Linked DNA regions of Mus musculus: region 2 is linked to region 1. Evidence: chromatin loops called from intact Hi-C (ENCODE). Cell type or tissue: gastrocnemius. All regions are shown on one strand.

Region 1 (8,000 bases):
GGCCCATATGGCATTCCAAGAACCGCTAACTCACAGAAAAACATGTTGAGCTGCATTTCATACCAGATATCCATTTGTATTATATCTAATCTGTAACCTAGAACTGAGTTTTAGCCCTGATGTGAGATGGGTCAAATCACTATTATATGTGTGTGGATGCTGAATTTCATACCACTTACTGACGACTGGCCTCTACCTGTAGTGCCATCATTATCCACACATCGGATCATTAACTTAAAACTAAGGATGATTCTGAGTCAGTGAGGATACAGCTTAGGACAAAGCTCAGTGGCAGGGTGGATGCCTAACATTCATGGGGGGGGGGGGGGGGCGTGCGCACACACACACAGAGCTACTCATACAAACCTTGGTCCTCTCAGCTCAATCAATAACGGTCCAGTCTTATCTATATGGAATTGGTAGATGGGGTTATTTTTGTGAGTCTCCTGAAAATTTCCACATCCTCCAGCACTTTGACCACTCCACTTTCCATTTATCTGTAAAGTAAAGTTTCTGTATTAGTAAATTTCACACTCTGATTTCTCCACTCTGGTTTGTCACAGACAGTCAAGTCTTCACCCACACAAGCTGCTTTACTGTACCCCACCTCTCAAGTATAAAATCTCTCTCCCTGCCAGAAATTCTCTCAGGAATCTTCTGCACATCTGTTTTACCCACACTGCAAGCTATTTTCAAATTCTCTCGGAGTTCATCTCCGTGGACTGCTAACAAGCAAAAATACAGCTAATTTTCTCTCTAGAATTACATGTTTCTATTTCCACAGAAACAATACTGCTCACTGTACTCACAACACAGATCTTGTATTCGGACCAAAATAAACAGTAGTTTCCCTTGTATTTCTGTAAAACTCCTAAAAGAGTTTACTTAATAATGAGAAATGAAAGGAAATGAATTTCTAAAGGCTACAAACAGATTACAATCCACAGAATTTCTTACCCGTTTGGATAAGGTGTATGGTGAAGGGATCTTCGAAAAAGTAAAGCTGCAGGCTGAATACACCTAGATTTAAACAAGAAAACAGGCCCACTAAAGATTATCCTGAGAAACATCATAGGACAATCAAAGTGATCACGGAGCACCCTGATCTGTTCCACACCTCAAATACTAGTTGGGATCAATCACACTGAAGTAACCAGGAACCAGGGCTTTGTCTTGACTGTCACGGTGTATGACTCAGGACAATTGGCTTCTCTGACTGAAGAGCCAAGAAATATTAAACAGTTCCTAATGTATTTTATCATTATAAATCCATCCAAATTGAATTCCTTGTATGTGACAATCCTATGTACAAGAAAATTGCAAGTGACCTTCCCAGCAATGTGACAGCACTGTAATAAAAACAGTTAAAAATTGTTTTTGTTTTGGGGGCGTTTAAGATGAGGTTTCAAGCTAGCATTTAACTTGAGATTCTCTTGCCTCTGGGATTATAGGTGTGTGCTGCCTCCACCATCATGCCCTATTGAAAATTGTCATTTAATTGCATTTATTAATCTACATCTCAGGAATAAACCATTATGAAGAAAATATGTTCATTCAAAATGTTACTCAAAGTAAAATACAATTTTTTTTTTTTAATTTTCCAGGCAGTTTCTCTGTGTAGACCTGGCTGTCCTGGAACTTGTTCTGTAGATCTGACCTCAAACTCAGAGATCCACCTGCCTCTACTTCCAAATTCTGGGATTAAAAGTGTTTGCCACGACTACCCAGCACAACTCACTTTTTTTTTTTTCCCAGAAAGCATAATTACTTAATTGATAAAAATATAAAAGTAGAAAATGATTTTCAGAAATAGAATTTTTTCCCTGGCACTCCAGAAGTTGAGGTCAGAGTATATGAATTCAAGATAGCCTGGGCTAGAAAGCTAGGCTAAAATGCATAGCAAGAGTCTGTCTCAGAGAAAACACTTCAAGTGATCCCACATAGAAAGCAGAGCCTGTCATAAACTCTGTTTCACTATATTTTGTCACTACATGGTTCACGGTTGACGACTCTTACCCGGACTGTGTAATGAATCGTATTCTGTTTCTCATACTGAGAAACCACTAGGGTGAAGGTGTGAGTCCCGGGCGTGGTCAGCTTTATCTTAGTCAAGTAATGAGGGCTGTTAATTCGAATCCCATCAATGTATGGAGGTGGGTCAGCTGCACAGATATCATGTTTACAGAAAAGATTTTCAAAGTCAGGATTAGCTTTGTCTTTTTAAGATACAAAAAAGCATATAAACACATTATTAACATTACCCACCCCTAATGTAGAACTAAATAAACCTTAGGCATGTTAAACTAGCTTCTTAAAGTCCCCCTAATGACTCATCTTATTTTCCTTTCGCTAATCAGTGATTTGGTAGGGATTTTTCTCAGACTTTTATAAAGGGTTGTTAACAGTGGTTTGTGTGTCTGCACACCCACCATGGAAGTCAGAGGGTAACCTGAGTCATTTCTCCCCCTCCACCATATGGGTCACAGGGACTGAATTCAGGCTGTCAGACTTGGCAGCAGACAACCTTTATCTACTGAGCCATCTCACCAGCCCATGGGCTAAGTTTTCAATTTGTGTCTCCTGTTTATTCTTTCATTAATGGAGAGCAAAACTACCTAGTGTGATGAAAATAAAACTGTACCCTAGAAGTATCCTGAAAAAAATTCACAGAAAAGAGGGCAGCACTGTTCAATTAAGAAAACATAAGAAAAAATAAACTTAAGTTTTAAAAGTAAAAGTAGTAGTAAATGTATTTCAAAGTATAAAACCATGTAAAATTTTCACTCTAGGAAAATATTTGTGTGGTTTTTTTTGTTTTTTTTTTTTTAGTTATATAATGATCAACATTTGAAAATAGCTAGCTTGGCTTGGTATGGCCCACTGGACTTCATGTGTCATGTGTCTGCAGAAGTGAGAGAGACTGACTGGTGAGGCTCAGTGCCTGTGCTGACCAGTGTAATGGTGAAGAATGCATCTTTTCCTTTATGACCAATCCTCTCCAGTCCTACCTTCCTGACAACCTTTTCTCAACAATCAAGGTCAACAATGATTACACGATGCTAAGTCCAACGGCATCTTCTCTGACCCCTTGGAGAGCAGGAGATAGAGGTGTGCTCTTTTCCTCTCCTTTGCTAAGATTCTATCAAGCCTCACTGTACCATCAATTGCTTCATCACATCCTGACTGAGTTTTCTAGTAACAGTACCAACTCCTCTGCCCAGCTACAGATGCACGTCCTGGGCATCCAGCTCTAGCTGTGGCTTTCCTCAGGATTTACAGAGTCCAGGCTTCAGATGCTGCCTCCTCCTGTGCCTGACTCATCAAGCTGGACCTCAAGCCCCCACTCAAATCAATGCCCACTTGGCATCCTTACCCGGAAGTCTTAGTGCCTCAAATCTAACAAGCCAAAAATTAACTTCCGAGTTTACTCTGTAACGAAATCTTACAATATGACCAATGCTCACCCATCTTAATAACTACTACAGCTTGGTTTTACTTAAACCCCAGAATCAGCCTCCATCAGCTCAGGAACTCCTTGTACAATCCTACTGAAATTCAAATCTGTCCTCTTGGTCTTACTCTACAACTACCCAAGGTCAAGTCACCAGCATTTCTCAAATAAAACTGCCTCATTTGGGGCTGTAATAAATGCTTAGAAGAAACCAATGCTCTTAAAAAGACAAAATCAGACCATGTCATTTTACCTCTGTTCCCTTTTTGATGCTTTATAAACCTTGGCACATTTTAGAAATTAAGTTCTGATGATTATGTACAAAAGTATATAAGCCTAAATTTTAAGAGTTTCAAAATTAAAACGTTTTACATATACATCAACCTAAATACCCAGTATGCTTTGCTGGGTTTTGTTAGTCTACCAGCATAATTATAATTGATTTCTGCATGCCATCTACATAAGCCTTTCCTCTCCAGCTCAGTGTCTGAGAATGCGGCAGCATGTGCTCAGCAGGGCTTACCTGGGTAGTAAACCTTCTTGCCATCAGTCTTGTACACAACCATTGTGATAAACTCACGGTTATTTGCGAAGTCATCCTAAAATCACAGAGAATCCACAGTGGTTAGGAAAACGGACTCAAGATGTTCTCTATTCTAAGTGTTTAGAAAACTAATTTTCAAGAGCACCTCAGCTATTTAGTTCTACAGAAGCCATATTTTTCTGAATAAATGACTACTATGTAAATGATTAAGATTATAATTAGCCTTTCTACAATCAAAACTAATGACCTACTTTTCAAATCTCTTCCAGAATATAGTAATCTTAGTAAGTTTTAAAGAATGTATCAACCTTCATGTTCTCATTGAAAAGCAAGCTCCTCCTTTAGAGAATCTGAATAAGACTTCAGTATCTAATTATAAAATAAGGAAATTTACCCTGGGACCAAATAAAGCCCTCTCCAATCCACTGGACCAGTAAAAAAATAAAAATAAGACAAAATCTAAAATATAAATAAAATAAAATCTACCTAATGATACTCATTTACTTGAGAAAACATTTTCAGAGCACTTATATAAATGGAAATGAATAGTGATAAAATTATGGACCTAACAGTTAATTATATTTGAAAGAATTTCTGAATTGTGGGTGTGTTATTAGAAGGATATCTGTACCTTGTCTGTTATGTGTCTACTAAGCAAAACCCAAACTGCAGCACCCCCTTGTGGACACTGCACCTCCAATTTGTACTGGGGGTTGTTGGCCAGGCTATAAGCATCTTTCACAGGTCCTTGTTTAGCATCCCAAGTACTAAAAATAAACAAAAAGACATCAATGGTTAAATTTCTCATGCAGGTAAACATTTTAAAAATAAATATTTTTGATATTTTTTAATTTTAGAAGTATGAATGTTTGGCCTATGTATGTTTGCTTGGTGCCTACAGAGTTCAGAAGAGGGCATCAGATCCCCCAGAATTATTTGCACATGGCTGCCAGTCACTTTGTGGGTGCTGGGAACTGAACCTGGGTTCTCTGCAGGAACAAGAACTTTTAACTGTTCAGCCATCTCTCCTGTTCATGGCTAACCTTTTAAATACTACTTTAGATAGTGATGTGTTTCAAATGCAATTAAGCTATCAGGATTGTTTATTTATTATTTATTATTATTGATTGATTGATTGAGATAGGGCTTCTCTGTGTAGCCCTGGCTGTTCTAAAACTCACTCTGTAGACCAAATTGACCCTGAACCCAGAAATCTGCCTGCCTCTGCCTCCCAAGAGCTGCGATTAAAGGCGTGCACATAACAGCTATCAGGATTTTTGTTTTATCCTTTAAAAAGTTTTTGGTGTAATAAAGTAGTAAAAAAAAAAATGGCTACTGGCAATGACCAAAAGAGGGGTTGATGATCCTCCTGATTTGGTCACTATTTGAGAATTGTGATGTGGGGAACAGGCACTGCAAAGGCAGCTTGTGGTTAAGAGCATGTACTGCTGCTGCAGATAGATAACCACAGCTCAGTTCCCAGCACCCACCCTGGGCGGCTTACAATTGTCTATAACTCCAGCTCCAGAGCACCCAACGCCCTCTTCTAGTCTCCCAGACACCTGTACTCATGGACAAAGCCCCATTCCTATCTCCACATAATTTTTAAAAAATTTTAAATCTTTCAAATGTAGAGAATATTATAAAGCATAGTCTAAAATGTATAAAAACTTACCTGTGAATGCAAGTTGATTCTTTAAAAAGAGCTGGATTCCAACTCAAATAAACTACATCATAATACTGGCAAAGATCATCCCAGGAAATCCAAAATATTCCTAAAAATTAAATGTCTTTGTTAATCTAAAAGGAATTAGCAATAAACAACTTAAGCAAGCTGGAAGAAGTTCAATGGTTAAGAGTACCTGGCTACTCTTCAAAGGGCCCAGATTCTCTCCCAGCACCCACATGATGACTAGCAATGTTTTCTAATTTAAGTTTTAGGGATCCACCTCTAAGGGCACCAAGAACACACAGAGTGCAAGATATGCATGTAGGCAAACACCTATATACATCAAATAAAATAAAAATAAAATAAAAGAGGCTGTTGAGACTGTCTAAGTACATCTCATCTTGAAAACAGGTTATTTAAAATGACACTGAAGGCTACTGAAGCTACAGGGTTAGCTCAGGGGTTAAAACACTCGCTGCTCTTGTGGAGGGCATGGATTTGGTTTCCAGAACCCACACTGTGTCTAGTTCCAGGGGACCTGGCGCCCTCTTTTGACTTCTGCAGGCACTGTACATATGTGGTGCACATACACAGACGTAGGCAAAACACAAACATAAATAGACAGACTGGGGAGTTGGCTTCCTGCACAAGCATGATGCCCTGAGCTCTGTCTCCAGCACTCACACAGAAGCTGGGATACCAGTGTGTGCTGGGAAGGCAAAGACAGCTGGAGCCTGGGGTCTTGCTGGCCAGACAAGTTAGCCCGTCGGTGAGCTCCTTGCTGAGTGGAAGGGAAGATGCCTATTGTTGAACCGTGGCCTCCATGTGCATACACACGGATACACTTGTACACATCCATGTGCATATACACGTATACACTTGTACGCCCTTCACACTCCTAAAATGGCAGTAAATTACAGACACACTTACCATTATCTATTTTCTGAGCTGTTCGTGGATCAAAGTTTAAATACTTCTGCAATTCTGGGGTCCAGTTTTTCACATCATTCTCACTGTACCTTCCTTTCCAGCGTAAATGGCTCCAAGGGTTTTTTAACTGAATAAATCTCAGCCCCTGTATTAAGAAACAACAAAACAAAACGATTAACAACAAAGAGATTTACCACATACTTATATACTCTTATATATAGTTATAATACTCTTAGAATGAACTTTAATTACTTAAGACTTAATAAAGGGGGAACATGAAAGAGTAGAAAATTCTGCTAAACTTTTCAGAGGCATATCTCAGGCATCAGAAACATCAAGAGCATATGGCTGCAGATACTTACTGGTAAACAGAAAAACAGCAAGTTAACCCAGAATAGAGGAAGAAATGAAAGAGAATTTTAGAAACCTTGGCATATGCTGCAACATCCCAGTTCTAGCTATTCCCAGCAAAGGAGAAAGCCTTAGATAGGGAAGAAATACTGTAAGGCTGTGTGGACTGAAAAGCAAAGCATGAACCACAGATGAGCCTGAGAGTAAAGTAAGGAACACTCCCTCCAGGAAAAGACATAGAAATGACTCAAAGGAGTAGGGAAAACTGAAATGAAGATCGCAGATTGTGCAAGAATGTTACACGCACACACGCATGCACGCATGCATGCACGCACGCACGCACGCACAAATAGGAATGTATTAATATAAGAAAATCCTAAGTGGAAAAAGTCACAAATGAGATTGTAGCTTTAAGACTATATACAAAAAAAAAGTATTGTAGGCCTAGTAACATAAATGTAAAGTTGGGAGGACACAGTGGCATATGCCTTTTAATCTTAGCACTTGAAAGGCAGAGGCAGACAGCTCTCCAAGTTCCAGGCCAACTAGAGCAACACAGGAACACATCCTGCTAAAAAGAAGAAAAAAGGAGGAGGAAGAGGATGAGGACAAGGAGGGAAAAGGAAGGAGGAGGGAGGGAAGGAGGGAGGGAGGAAGGAAGGAAAATGTCAGATTTGAGAAAAAAGTCAGATTTGAGTAAATGTTTCAAAGATTAAATACAGCAGAAACGAAACGACACAGTAAAGGAAGGACCCAGGAAAGGTTCAGACTCAGACATAGAGAACCCTAGTTAAAGCTTCAATTTTAACACACAGCAAGGCTGTGGGCAAAGATCAACCTTGACAGCACAAGGTTCACATACAAATTTAAAATGGAGCACTCCATAGGCTACAAAATCTGCTCCAGCTGGGTAACAATGCTACAGTCTGCAACTTGAAAGTACTATTAATGAAATATATTACTGGACCAGAGTTTATTTTGTTTACATATACTCCAGTAAAGAATGTCTTTACAGAATCACAGTTAGGAAATCACTACTATGCAACTCATGGCGG
Region 2 (8,000 bases), 110 kb before region 1:
CTGGAGACAGTCATTTGCTGACCTGGAGCTTGTCATTGAACCCCTCAGTGCCCACTTCCCAGTGTTGGTGCTGTAGGGTCGTGCCCTGTTCTTTTATATGGATGCTCAGAGTTTGACCCCAAGTCCTGTGTCTTGACCCTTAAGCACTAAACCCTTTAATACATTTTAGTTTGCGTGTATAGGTATTTTGTTTGCAGATATCTCTGTATACTATATTCATGTGTGGTTTCCACGGAGGCCGGGGGTTGTCAGGTCCCTAGGACTGAAGACACAGCTGAGTCTTGAGTCACTGTATGGGTGCTGGGAATCAAACCTAGGTCCTGGGAAATAGCAGCCCGTGCTCTTAAAGATGGAGCCATTTCTCCAGACCCTCTAAACAGTAATTTTAAAAATCATCCTAACAATGCAATTTTAAAGAAATAGTAATTTGATGCTGGGGAATGATGTAGGAAAATATTAAAAGCTTAGCATAATTAAACCATTGTTTCTTGATGTCTTAATTTGGGTTACTATTACTATGATGAGACGCCAAGACCAAATGCAGGGTAGGAGGAAAGGGTTTAAGCTTCCACATCCATAGTCCATTATTGAAGGAAGTCAGGATAGGAACTCAAAACATGCCAGGAACCTGAAGGCAGGAGCTGATGCAGTACATGTAAGTGATAAGACAACTTTTAGGAGTTAGTTCTCTGCTCTCTGTTTCAGGGGGTCAACCTCAGGTTATCTTGGAAAGAACCCAAGTTCAATTCCCAGCACCCATTTGGTAGCTCACAACCATCTGCAGCTCCAGCTCCAGGAGACCCAACAGTTTCATCTGACTTTGTCTGGTACCAGGCACTGGTGGTGTACATACATATATGCAGGCAAAATTCATATTCATATACATTAATAAATCTAAAAGCAATTTTGCTATTATCAAGATGGGGTGTCACTAGAGCTACTAGCCCTGGTTAGCCTAGAATACACTCTGTAGATCAGGCTGGCCTCTGCTTGGATTGAAAGCATATACCGCCATGCCTAGCTAAGCTATTTAGTGTCTTGTTTTAGAACCCAGGCCCTCAAGTGCTAGGCACATACTCTGCATCTGAGTCAGTCAGCTGATGGTACAACCTCTCAGAGGACAGCCATGCTAGGCTCCTGTCTGCAAGCATAACATAGCATCAGTAATAGTGTCAGGGATTGGTGCCCGCCCATGGGATGGATCCTAAGTTGGGCCAGTCACTGGTTGACAATTCATTCAGTCTCTACTTCGTTTTTTGTCCCTGCATTTCTTTTAGGAACAGTTTTGGGTTGAAAAATTTGAAGGTGGGTTGGTGTCCCCATACCTCCACTGTGGGCCCTGTCTAACCAGTGGAGGTGGCCCCTTCCATATCCCCATTATCAGGCACTTTGGCTAAGGTTACCCACATTGAATCCTAGAAACCTCCCATCCCAAGTCTCTAGGACTTTCTAGAGGTTACCTCCACCCCACACACAGCAACTGCATATTTTCATTCATTCTCCTGGCCCTCTAATCATTTCTCTTAACTCCCCCCTCCATACCTAATCCTGCCCCCTTTTCCCTTCCTGCCCCCCACCATCCTACCCAGGTCCCTCTCTCCATCTGCCTCCCATGATTATTTTGTTCCCCCTTCTAAGTGGGATTGAAGCATCCTTACTTGGGCCTTCCTTCTTGTTAAGCTTCATATAGTCTTTGAGTTGTACTATGGTTGTCCATCAGTGAGTACATACCATGCATGTCCTTTTGGGTCTGGGTTGCCTCATTCAGGATATTTTCTAGTTCCATCCATTTGCCTGCAAAATTCATGATGTCCTTGTTTTTCATAGCTAAATAGTATTTCATTGTGTAAGTGAACCACATTTTCTGTGTCCATTCTTTAGCTGAAGGTTATCTGGGTTGCTTCCAGTTTCTGGCTATTATGAATAATATTACGAATATTATGAACAAGAACTTCTGGAAGAATCACCATCCCTGACCTCAAGATGTACCACAGAAAAGTCGTGGTTAAAAACTACATGGTATTGGCACAGAGACAAACAGGCTAATCAATGGAATGGAATCAAAGACGCAAGAAATAAACCCACACACCTATAGACACTTTTTCTTTGACAAAGAAGCCAAAACCATACAGTGGAAAAAAAGAAAGCATCTTCAACAAATGGTGCTGTTCCAACTACTGGTCTTCTGCATGTAGAATGCAAATTGATCCATACGTCTCACCTTGCACAAAGCTCAAGTCCAAGTGGATCAAGGACCTTAACATAAAACCAAATATAATGAATCTAATAGAAGAGAACGTGGGAAATTGCCTTGAATGCATTGGCACAGGAAAAATTTTCCTGAACAGAACTCCAATGGCTCAGGCTGTAAGATAACAATTGATAAATGGGACCTCTTGAAACTGAAAAGCTTCTGTAAGGCAAAGGACACCGTCAATAGGACAAAACAGCAGCCTACAGATTAGAGAAAGATCTTCTCTAACCCTATAGAGAGCTAACTGAAGTGGAAACTTCTGGTTTCCTTAGAAAGTTATGTCAAATGATGTTTCTCTAGAGCACATAGGTGAAAGAATATTTTGCTATAGCAAACACGTGAAAGGATGCACGTTATTCAGGAGGAATGTAGATATCTCAAAGGCAGTAGGAGCTCAAGCATTGGTTTGCTTTGCTCCACCTCGACATTCTTCGATGACTGCATGCATGTATTGGTTCACCTTACACTATGTTGTTGAAGTTCACTTGTGGGCACTTCATAGAAAGAAACTCACCAAAGAACTCATGAGGTTCCTGCAATTTCTTGCTGCCTGTTGGCAAGCCTCATGTTGTTTTCTTTTAGATTGAACTGCCCTTGCTGATTCGTGTGTGGTGCCTGCTGAGTGGACTGGTCTGCAGCTGCTGATTCATGTTTGGTGTTTGATAGTGGACTGGACTGAGAACAATGAAGGTTGAAATTGCCCCAAAGAGCTATTTCTAAAACCGGTCCACTCCCCCCATATCCTGATAACCTTTCTTTTCCACTATCACTTGGCAGGTGGTGGGCTAGAGGGGAGGTTGAACCCTTATTAAAGTAGCTGTGAAAAATATATGCCTACAGCTAATATCTACAATATATAAAGAACTCAAGAAGTTATACTCCAAAAAACCAAATATCCCAATTTTAAAAATGGGGTACAGGAGATGGAGAGATGGCTCAGCGGTTAAGAGCACTGACTCCTCTTCCAGAGGTCCTGAGTTCAATTCCCAGCAACCACATGGTAGCTCACAACTATTTGTAATGGAATCTCATACCCTCTTCTGGTGTGTCGAAGACAGCAATACCGTACAAGTAAATCTTTAAAAGAAAAGAGGGGGAGGGTGTTACAGAGCTAAACAGAATTCTCAGCAGAGGAATCTTGAATGCCAAGAAGCACTTAAAGAAATGTTCAACATCCTTAGTCATCAAGGAAATGCAAATCAAAACGACCCTGAGATTCTACCTCACACCAATCAAAATGGCTAAGATCAAAACCTCAGATGACAGCAGATGCTGGCAGGGTGGAGAAAGAGGAACACTCCTCCATTGCTGGTGGGATTGAAAACTGGTGCAACCAGTCTGGAAATCAGTCTGGTGGTTCCTCAGAAAACTGGAAATAGTTCTACCTGAAGACTCAGCTATGCCACTCCTGGGCATATACCCAAAAGGTGTTCCACAATATTACAAGATTCTTTAATTTTTTAACGAAAATAATTAGCTTATGTGTATGGTGGTTTGTCTTCATTAATGTTACACACCACATGCATGCCTGGTGCTCCAGAGGCCAGAAGAGGGCACTGGATCCCCATGGGACAGGAATTACAGATAGTTCCACCAGGTGGGGGCAGGTAGTTGATCCTGGGGTCTCTGGGAGAGCAAACAGAGCGCTGCAGAGCCCTGTCTCTAGCCCACACCCCAGATTTTTACAAAGTAAAACTAGGCTGCAAAAGTTTGGAATATTTCAATCTAGTTTAGTGGCATGTCTGACAGTGAGCAATGTTGGCTCTCAGCACACATACACCTGAACTTAACCCAGGAATAAAGTACAGTTGTCAAACAGGTGAAAGAACCTAGACCATAAAGGTTTTAGCAAGGCAGCAAGCACCTCATACTGAGCCGTCTCACAGAAGGGTCGGCTTGGATGGCATTGCCTTATACATGCAAAACAGACCCCAGAGTCGTACTGAATTCTGCCTAACACCACTTCAGAAGATGCTGTGCACACAGTACTAGTCAGAGTTGGAGGAATTATGTGTGAAATATACCTCACAATATAAATTCTCTACAAGACCCTATGTGCACATGTAACATGCTTCATACTACAGTTAAACAGGCTGCACACATGAATACTAACAAAACATAACAGGCTTTGGCTTTGACCATCCAGGAGCAAGTAGAGGACTTGCCCCATGCAATCAGCCATGTCCCAGAACCTAGAGCTGCCACCTAGGCTAGGTGAGACCATCCATATAAAATATAAACAGTATGAAACTCAGTCATATGCGAGGTATTTCTAATATATTTAGCCTTCAGCCTCCTGCCTCCCACGTGATGATTATGTCCAAATGTTCCAAACAGCTCACAAACCAGCTCCTCTTCAAGAAGGCTTAATTTTTGGAATCCTTGCAGATATCTGGGCTACCACAAGGTGGCGATAGATGCTCAATGTTCAAATTGACTTTTTTTTTTTTTTTTTTTTTTTTTTTTTTTGATCCTATGGCTAACTTGGTGCTGGTCTTGAACTCAGAGATCCTCCTGCCCCTGGGCTGGGATTAAAGCTGTGTGCTACCACGGCAGCGCATCTACTGCCTTCTTAATTATAGTACATAGTACACAGGGAACATTTTTTTGAATGTCAGCTGGCAAGAATAATTTGTGCTTCACTAGACAAAACAAAATGCAACCACTTTTTACCCATCATTCAGTCCACTTCTGTCTCCTGAGGTCAGTTTGCTTTCAACTAACGTTTTACCTTCCTAGGCAATCTCTTTTGCTGTCTGCAAGGCCTCCAGGCACACTGTAGAACATGGTGTCTGAGGGAGGCACACTGTAGAACATGGTGTCTGAGGGAGGCACACTGTAGAACATGGTGTCTGAGGGAGGCACACTGTAGAACATGGTGTCTGAGGGAGGCACACTGTAGAACATGGTGTCTGAGGGAGGCACACTGTAGAACATGGTGTCTGAGGGAGGCACACTGTAGAACATGGTGTCTGAGGGAGGCACACTGTAGAACGTGGTGTCTGAGGGAGGCACACTGTAGAACGTGGTGTCTGAGGGAGGCACACTGTAGAACGTGGTGTCTGAGGGATCTAATGAACAATCTGAAACTTTTCCATGTGATAAATATATCCTCCATAGTCCTCTTTTCTTCCCAAATGGCTCTGTGACGTGCTGTACTTGAGATTAAGGTAGAGCAAGGTCAGGGCTGTCTTGGATATAGGTCTGCCTCACGTCATCCATAGCGCTCTTTTGTGTGTTGAGTGGGGGTGGTAAAGGATACACAGGCTGGAATCATAAGAACCCGCTTCCAAGAGTTGGTTCTCTCCACCATGTGACTCTCAGGATGGAACTCAGACCCTCAGACTTGGTGGTAAGGCCTTGATGAGCTGAGCCCTCTCCTGGCCCCAGTAGCCTTTGATAGCAGCAGGTTTCCTAGTCCACAGTTGCCACAGAAGGAAGGGAAATGGGAAAGGGGGAAAGCAGAAGGCACGCTGAAAAACCATGTTTTCTGTTAGGAAGAAAGTATTCCCTACACACACACACACACACACACACACACACACACACATGTATATGTATATACACACATACATACACACACACACATATGTGTGTGTGTGTGTGTGTGTGTGTGTATTCTCTTTCTAAGGCCAAACCTTTTATTAGAAATGAAGTTAGACTGGGTAGTGGGGGGCACATGCCTTTAATCCCAGCAGTCAGGAGGCAGAGGCAGGCCTGGTCTGCAGAGTGAGTTCCAAGGCATCCAGGGCTTACACAGAGAAACCCTGTCTCGAAAACAAAACCAAATAAAGTTAGACACTTCTTCAGTTTTTAACTTTCTATCTACTCTTTTCAAATGTGTGAATTTTTTTTCTGTGATCAGTGGGTGCCATGAGGGTACAGGGCCCTGTGCAGTCACTGTAGCTGGATCACAAGGCTGGGAGAGATGGCAGTGTGGGTACAGCTGGGGGATAGGAATAGCATCATCTCTGGCTCCATGGAGTAGCATAGCAGGGGCTCAAACACAAGCACCCGGACAGGAGTGTGCTGCCTAATTTTATGTAAACTTGACACAAGCTAAGGTCACCTGAGGGGAGGAAACTTCAATTCAGCAAATGCCTCCAAGCCCAGTGTGGTGGTGCACACCTTGAATTCCAGCATTTGAGAGGCAGAGGTAGGTGGGTCTCTTGTGAGTCCAGCCTGGTCTACAGAGTGAGTTATAAGGACAGCTAGAGCCAAGCTACATAGTGAGACCCTGTCTCAAAACAAACAAAACAAATGAGAAAGGAGGGAAGGAAGGGAGGGAGGGAGGGAGGGAGGGAGGGAGGAAGGAAGGAAGGAAGGAAGGAAGGAAGAAAAAAGGGAAGGGAAAGAAAAGAAAAAAAAGGAAAGGAAAGGAAAAAAAGAGAAAAGGAAAAAGACCTCCAAAGGATCAGGGAATAGGCAGGCAAGCCTGTAGAACATTTTCTCAATTAGTGATGATGGGGAAAGGCCCCGACCATTGTGGGTGGTGCCATCCCTGGGCTAGTGGTCCTGTGCCCTATAAGAAAGCAGGCTGAGCACACCAGTATAAATAAGCCAGTAAGTAGCACCCCTCATGGCCTCTGCATCAGCTCCTGCCTTCAGGTTCCTGCCCTGTTTGAGTTCCTGTCCTGGCTTCCTTCGGTGATGAACCATTGGGACAGATGAACATGGAAATGTAGGTCAAATAAATCCTTGTTTTCGGCCATGGTCTCATCTCAGCATTAGTAATGCTGACTAAGACACAGGACAGGGTCTCTGGGTCTCCCTACGTAGCTGTCTGCCTGGAACTTGCTGTGTAGACAAAGCCAGCCTTGAACTCCCCGTGCTCTTCCTGACTCTGCCTTCCAAGTGCTGGGGATGACAGCACTATGTTGACTTCAGCAGCTATTCCATTGCATTGGTTCTCTAGGGCACTGGCTTCTCTCCTTATGGAACCCCGTTATGTCAGTGCTTGCTTGTTTAATTGTGACCCTCAGGCTCAAAGGCTGGCTTCATCCTTTTAATTTTCCCATCTCCTCTCCTCTTATATGGCTAGGTTACTTCCAAAGACCTGTCCTCAAGCTCAGAAACTCCTCCTCCTTGTTTTGTTTGGGCAGGGTTCTGCTGCATAGACTTAGATGGCGCTAGAGTCACTGTGTAGCCCAGGCTGGTATGGAAATTGCAGTGATCCTCTTGCTCTGCCTCCTGAGGGCTGGGATTACATGTGTGTGCTATGCCCAGCTGTCAGTGTTGTTCTTTATTATTTTCATCGGGTTATATTCTTTGCACGTGGTACTGTGTTATACAAGGTCATTTTCACACAAGTATATACATGATTTATATATCTGTGCAGAACTCTCAAATCTCTATCAGAGGAGAGTGGCTTAGTTTACTTAGTTATCTCCAGTTGAATACACTTTCTTGCAAAGAACACAACTTCATTTTTCTTTATAGCTAAAATTGATGTGTGTATACACCACACTTTCTGTATCTGTTCCTTTATTAATGGCACTGTGGTTGGTTCCATAACTTTCACCTGTGCACAGTGCTGCAGTACACAGTGATGAACGTGTCTGTCTGTGATACGTCATTGACTTCAGTCCTTTGGGTAAATACACAGAAGTGCTAGGACTGGGTGTAGTGGCTATTTTGGAATTTTGGTTTCTCTAAAAGACATAAAATAATTATAATATGTTTTCATTTTAATCCCAGGTGTGGGATATGAGGCTGCTTCAGACTGTCCACAGCAGCTGACTATGAT

What was found. Peaks named below come from ENCODE experiments on the same cell type or tissue, not always from the same donor. Only the 100,000 strongest peaks of a DNase experiment are listed, where the experiment ranks them.
Region 2: it touches region 1 in a loop (6-fold over the local background); 17 of 42 quality-filtered maps call a loop at or near these places.

The regions. Positions count from the first base shown.
Region 1 is chr14:31,362,218-31,370,217 of GRCm38, reverse strand. Capn7 (calpain 7) reads right to left here. Exons shown (of 21, transcript NM_009796.3): 13 at 6,595-6,739; 14 at 5,671-5,770; 15 at 4,627-4,762; 16 at 3,975-4,050; 17 at 2,017-2,162; 18 at 958-1,020; 19 at 367-497. Among named protein-coding and RNA genes, the nearest start is that of Capn7, 30 kb to the right of the region's middle. In gastrocnemius, no CTCF peak of the experiment used is centred here; a DNase peak (open chromatin) is centred at 4,672.
Region 2 is chr14:31,469,298-31,477,297 of GRCm38, reverse strand. It overlaps a transcript of Mettl6 not described here. Among named protein-coding and RNA genes, the nearest start is that of Mettl6, 22 kb to the left of the region's middle. In gastrocnemius, CTCF peaks have their summits at 3,820 (motif pointing right), 4,636 (motif pointing right) and 7,373; a DNase peak (open chromatin) is centred at 4,647.